Linked DNA regions of Homo sapiens: region 1 is linked to region 2. A link is an interaction called in ENCODE POLR2A ChIA-PET data of the cell type or tissue named here. Cell type or tissue: OCI-LY7. All regions are shown on one strand. Links, peaks and the distances in the headings refer to the core of each region. The heading gives the core; the rest is flanking DNA. Region 1 overlaps ZEB2 (zinc finger E-box binding homeobox 2). Region 2 holds the start of LINC02993 (long intergenic non-protein coding RNA 2993).

Evidence for each region. Peaks named below come from ENCODE experiments on the same cell type or tissue, not always from the same donor. Only the 100,000 strongest peaks of a DNase experiment are listed, where the experiment ranks them.
Region 1: POLR2A ChIA-PET joins it to region 2 with 14 read pairs; 3 of 35 experiments call an interaction of 5 or more read pairs at or near these places.

Annotation. Positions count from the first base shown.
Region 1 is chr2:144,393,566-144,396,479 of GRCh38, reverse strand. It overlaps ZEB2 (zinc finger E-box binding homeobox 2), which reads left to right. Exons shown (of 10, transcript NM_014795.4): 9 at 1-68. Among named protein-coding and RNA genes, the nearest start is that of QTMAN, 63 kb to the right of the region's middle. In OCI-LY7, for the core only: no CTCF peak of the experiment used is centred there; no DNase peak of the experiment used is centred there.
Region 2 is chr2:144,523,022-144,525,938 of GRCh38, reverse strand. All of the region lies in intron 1 of LINC01412 (long intergenic non-protein coding RNA 1412), which reads right to left. LINC02993 (long intergenic non-protein coding RNA 2993) reads left to right here and starts at 1,495. Exons shown (of 2, transcript NR_136320.1): 1 at 1,495-1,552; 2 at 2,111-2,395. In OCI-LY7, for the core only: no CTCF peak of the experiment used is centred there; a DNase peak (open chromatin) is centred at 1,508; H3K4me3 peaks cover 1,770 bases.

The DNA of each region.
Region 1 (2,914 bases), core at 1-2,500, 130 kb after region 2:
ATGTGACTTATGTGACAAGACATTCCAGAAAAGCAGTTCCCTTCTGCGACATAAATACGAACACACAGGTATGAGTGACTTTGCCTAACTGGTTAGAGCTTCCCGTCCTGCTGTACATTTCATAATATTTAATGAGCACACTTGTGCAACATAAGATGTAACATATGCTGATACCTTCAACAAGGAAGAAATAATGCTTTTGCCGAGCTCAGTAGGACTTTTTTGTTGCCTGTTTATTGGATCATTCATGTCTTTATGAGTGTGCTTGTCTTAATATCTTTCCAGTTATTCTGTAAACCAAATTTAGAAATTATGTCAAAGGGACAGTCAGATGGCCAGGGCAATGAAATGGCATGACACAGCCAGTTATTGAAAATACCTTCAAATTCTTAAGTTTCAAAGCTTAAGATGAACCTATATATGTAAAAATCTAATAAGAAATTCAGACAGTAATACATTAGTTTCATCATCCAAAACACCAAGAAAGCCATAATTTAGGGGTAATTTTGTTTGCCTTTTTTTTTTAAATTCGCCACATTTTGAAAGAACTAAAGGCATTAGTGTCATAAAAGAAAAGTAATAGATCAGATGAGCTACTTGAAACCACCTATATTTGGAAGATTGAAATAAAACTTTCTAAATTTTAATTAGTATATTTCCAATTCATGCATTACTAATTAGGAACAATTACAAAGAGTTGACAAGAAAACAGCCTAATTCTTCACTATGAGTAGAGAGATAGTGGGTTAATTTTTGAAAAGAAAGATGAAGTACCATATGTAATTTAATATTACTTCCCACAATCCAAGATCTGCAGCTCTATGGTTGAGCTCCACTTGTGTTTCCTCCCTGGCTCCATCCCCACCTCCCTGAACAATAAGGTAGCTGAACCTCATCCCTACCCCTAGCCCATCTCCAATTCTTCTCCACTGGAAATTTGGCATGCTCTATTAGCCCTGGATCGGGGGGGAAAAAGTGTAGGATCTCAGTCAAAATTTTGGCACGAGGGAACAAAAAAAATAGGGGAGTATAGGAAAACAACTCATTCTAAACCAGGAAGTCTAGTATCAAACATTTCAATATGGAGGAAAAAAAACTAGCACTTTGGGGGGAAAGCTTTTTGGGGGAAAAGCGATGATGAGGCACAAAAGAAAAAGAAGGAAGACAGAAAAGGGAATATGAGCCAGGCGCAGCAGCTCACGCCTGTAATCCCAGCACTTTGAAAGACCAAGGCAGGAAGACTGCTTGAGCCCAAGAGTTTGAGACCAGCCTGCACAACATAGTGAGACCTTGACTCTACAAAATATTTTTTAAAAATTAGCTGGATGTGGTAGCTCAAGCCTGTAGTCCCAGCTACTTGGGAGGCTGAGGTAGGAGGATGGCTTGAGCCCAAGAGGTCGATGCTGCAGTGAGCCATGATTGTGCCACTGCACCTCAGCCTGAGCAACAGAGTGAGACCCTATCTCAAAAAAAAAAAAAAAAAAAAAAAAGCGAAGGGAAGGTGAATACTTCCTGTCATATTTTGACTACCTAGATACAAGGCACTCTTTTCTGTCACTGAAAACTGTCCTTGGGAAGTACTCGTACTCATCATCGGCTATTATTCCTCACTGGGCACATGCTGGAGGCAGCTCAAGTGACCAGCATCAGCCTGATAGTGTGGGGAGGGTTTTTGTGAAGCAACAAGGTTGATAAATAACAGGGTTCTTACTCCAACCAATACAGTTTTCTTTTTCTTTAGCTGTCTGATATTCATTGTTATTATTTTAAAAGTTTAATGATACCTTAAAGACAACCCAATCTAAATCCAAACAGCTTTTATACTTGTGTTATATAATTCAATGTTTGAAACATCAAAATTTTCTTTTAGTGTAGATATTTTCTTTAGTACTAAGTGCTACTTAAGCATTTACAAAGTAAAGATATTTTCATACCTAAATTTTACTTTAATTTTAATATTTTAATCAACCTTAAATATATTTTGTATTCCATTATTCAGCTACAATAGGCACATCACTGAAGGCATCTTTCCCTCTCTGATTGGTTTTATTATATGACCATATGCAAACTCTATCATTTACTACACGGTGAGTGTACAACTTTTATTTTAGTGAGGGCTGTCATACACATTGACATCCAGTCAATATATTTACTTCTTATAAATTAGAGAATTGTAACCTTCATAGGTCTGTAGATAGTTGAGAGGCCCAAAAGTTGACAAACACAAATATGCATAATTTATTTGAAAAATAAACTTCAGGCCTGATGCGGTGGCTCATGCCTATAATCCCAGCACTTTTGGAGGCAGAGGCAGGTGGATCACCTGAGAGCGGGAGTTCAAGACCAGCCTGACCAACATGGAGAAACCCCGTCTCTACTAAAAATACAAAATTAGCTGGGTGTGGTGGTGCATGCCTGTAATCCCAGCTACTTGGGAGGCTAAGGCAGGAGAATCACTTGAACCCGGGAGGCGGAGGTTGCAGTGAGCCAAGATAAGGCCACTGCACTCCAGCCTGGCCGACAGTGTGAGACTCCATCTCAAATAAATAAATAAATAAATAAACAAACAAACTTTGTTTTTTAAAGTAAAAATAAACTATTCTGCTCCTTCAAGATGTGAGAGCTGCTGCCTCGAAACATTGCCTAGCAACAAGATGCTAATCATTCAATGGTTGCTCTAAACTTGTGATTAATTATCTTCCTGTTGGCTTTCCAACTTGTCAAGTTTCCAGCATGTTAACTTTTTGGTCACTTGACCAAACATCTCATGACATTACTACTGTCAGTGTATTAGGTTCTATTCAAATCAAGTTCTTCATGGATTTTCTATTGATGTGATGTATGTGGAAATTTAGTCCATGTTCCTATCCCAATTGAACCTGTGGGATAGTTCCTATCCCACTAGCCTTTCATT
Region 2 (2,917 bases), core at 165-2,664:
CTTTGTTTCTTCATCCTGAGAGAATGAATTTTTAAAAAACACATTTAAAATCAAGCATTAGATATGCAAATATGTGTTCAGATCAGAGATACTAAAATTATTCAAATGATTAATTATTCATCATAAAATGTCAATTAATAATTATGAAGCAGAAAAGGCATCTTTCTAATACATCTTTATTTTTCTTGGCCTAAAAAGGGCTAAATATACATGTTCAATTGACTTCTATCAAGTTTTTAAAATTCAACAAAGTAAACAAATTGTAAACAAGTGAAAACTCTGAATTTTAATGAGAACAACAAATATGCCCAAAGTGAAGGGAAGAGCAAAAAATAATAATAAAGAAAACAAAACAAAAACAGTTATGTTCATGACATATGCCGCCTCATGCTCACTCACCTGCTAGGTAACGGACAGTAACCTAGCCTAGTCAAGAAAATAACCCAACAACCCAAGTTGTGAATTTGCTTAGTAATGTGCAAACTACGTGACATGATGATGTTTCTCTCTGAATTGATCAATCTTTGTTGGGGTTCAGGAGGAGTGCTTTGGGAATTTTTTACCCTTTGCAAATAGTCATCAGAAGAAAAGCGCAGTTTAAGTTTCATAAAATTACCTATTGTAATGTCTAAAGTCTGTTAACAAATTAAGTACTACTAAAATATGGCTGTAAACAAACTTTTTCACATTGCCTTAATTCTAAAGAATGCCCCTATGCCAAGCATTATGCATTTTTTCCAGGAAGACTATATCTATTATATCTTGTCTTTTAAAATTATCAGTCTGAGCTGATGTGATAATATAGAAGAATAAACCATTATGGTCACTGAAATATTGATTTATTTTATTTTTATTATTATTATTTTACTTTTCACTGACACCTGGTGAACTTGTCGTCTCTGAGACCCGGGGAGTTATTTTAGTCAGGGTGTCCCTGCCCTCCTGCTGGTAGATTAATTACACATTAAACGTTCTGTTTTCAAAACGAAATGATAAATCTGGACACATAAAAGAGGCACAAAAAGAATCACAGCGAGGGAGAAGAGTGGATGTTAAGAAACAAAACAAGAAATTGCAAAAGGGAGATATCAGATAGAAAGGAGAACGTAGGAAATGCAACTGGGAAAGAATTTCAAGAAAATAAGGATAAAGGGCAGGGAGGGCTGAAAGGAGGGCCAGAGGGAGGAAAAGCAGGAGGGAGATTTTTGGTTTTCAATTCCCTGGTGAGGCTGCTGGCGTCCGCGCCCTCAACGCCCCAGCCTTCCAAGTTGAGGCGAAAGCCACCTCCTCGGGCCTGCGTCGCATCCAACTTACTCCAAGTTTTCTGGTGACTCCTACAGGGCCCCTTTCCGTCCCCCCCCCCGCTCCCCGCCCCCCAAGCCTTAGTGAGATTGACAGTCGCGTGGAGGAGGCTTTTCCAGGCACAGCCTTTCTCATGGTAATCAGCCCCCGGCATCACCTCCCGGCCGCGGCTGCGCCCGCTCGGAGCGCGGCTCGCGGACCCCGGGGACCGGAAACAGGGCGGCGGGCGGGGAGCAGGCGAGCGAGCCAGGTCAGCTGACCGGGCGGCGGGCGGGGGTCGCAGGATCCCGGGCGGGGACAGGTCTGGGGGAGGGCGGTCTGGTGGGAGGGGGCCGAACACCGCCCCCCCCCGCGACGCGCTCCTCCGCCTGTGCAGCGGGGCCCTTCCTGGAGATCAAATGCAGGGACCGAAGCTGGCGGCGGGGGTTGGGGCGGGGTGTGTGGGGGGGGGAGTGGCAGAGCGCGCGGAAAATTGGGGACAACAACCAGACCTGTTTAGCATCAATAAATTAAGATGCTCATTTGGGTCCTGAAGTTTGCTGGTTCCTGTCAGTGGAGACGTTGGCAAAAGCCCTGAAGCCGAGATTCAGCCTTTACTTCAAAAAAATAAAATAAAATCAACCCCTCAGCTGGCCGCCCTGCTGGGGCCAGGTGACGTGCGAGATTCCACAGCCTGCGGGTCTCGCAGCAGGGATGTTAGGGACGGTCTGAGCTTCTCTGGTCCTGTTTTGGTTTTGTTTGAAAGGGCTTCTCAGAGAGATGCTCCTGATTTTTTTTTTTTTTAATAGACTTTCCCCTCCTATCCTAGGCTCAACTCCGAATGGATTGGATTGCGAGTCTGCACGTGAGAAAACCGTTTGGCTTGGCTTGGACCCCTGCCGCCCCCCACCTCCTCCACACACACCCAGTCCAGGGGTCCCCTTTATCACCCTTTGCTTGCAACTCCAAAAGAAGTTGCCCACCTCCTGAGTCACAACACAAGGTCGAATAATTCCTCTAGATGAAAGATCAGTTTCATTTCAAAACGAGAATAGGTTCCTTTTTTTATTTTCTCCACATGGTACAAAATAAACAGAATTTGCTTTAAAAAAAATCATTAGCTGTGGCCAAATTCGAATTCCTTCTACAGCCTGTGTGTTCAAGGGCAGAAACATTGTATCTCTTCGGGCATCTGGGCCGCCAAGCTGAGCGGGGGGAGGGGGGAGCGGCTGTGAAAGTTGAGGAAATTGACAGACTGAGAGGTGAATGGGGGGACAGGCACCAGGTCCTGGCTGGAGGGAATTGGAAAACAAAAGTGCATCCTTCTCACCCTGCCTGGGTGGAGGGAATCCTGAGGGAGGTAGTTTGTTTTGCCCATGGAAACCCCAAAGAATTATTTTTCCCCCTTCAATGTTGATTGCAATATTATTTCACATTTCCGTGTATCTGTTGTTTTAATCTCTTTCGTCTGCGCTAATCTCGAAGTGGATTATTAATGGGGAAGACAGAGAAGGAGAGATTCATTTGCAGGACTTATTTTGCTGTGTGAGGAGCCGAAAGCCAGCAGCCCCCAGTCCTCTCTCGACTTTTCTCTGCGTCCTGTGCTCCTGCATCCTCCTGATCCCACGATCCCCAT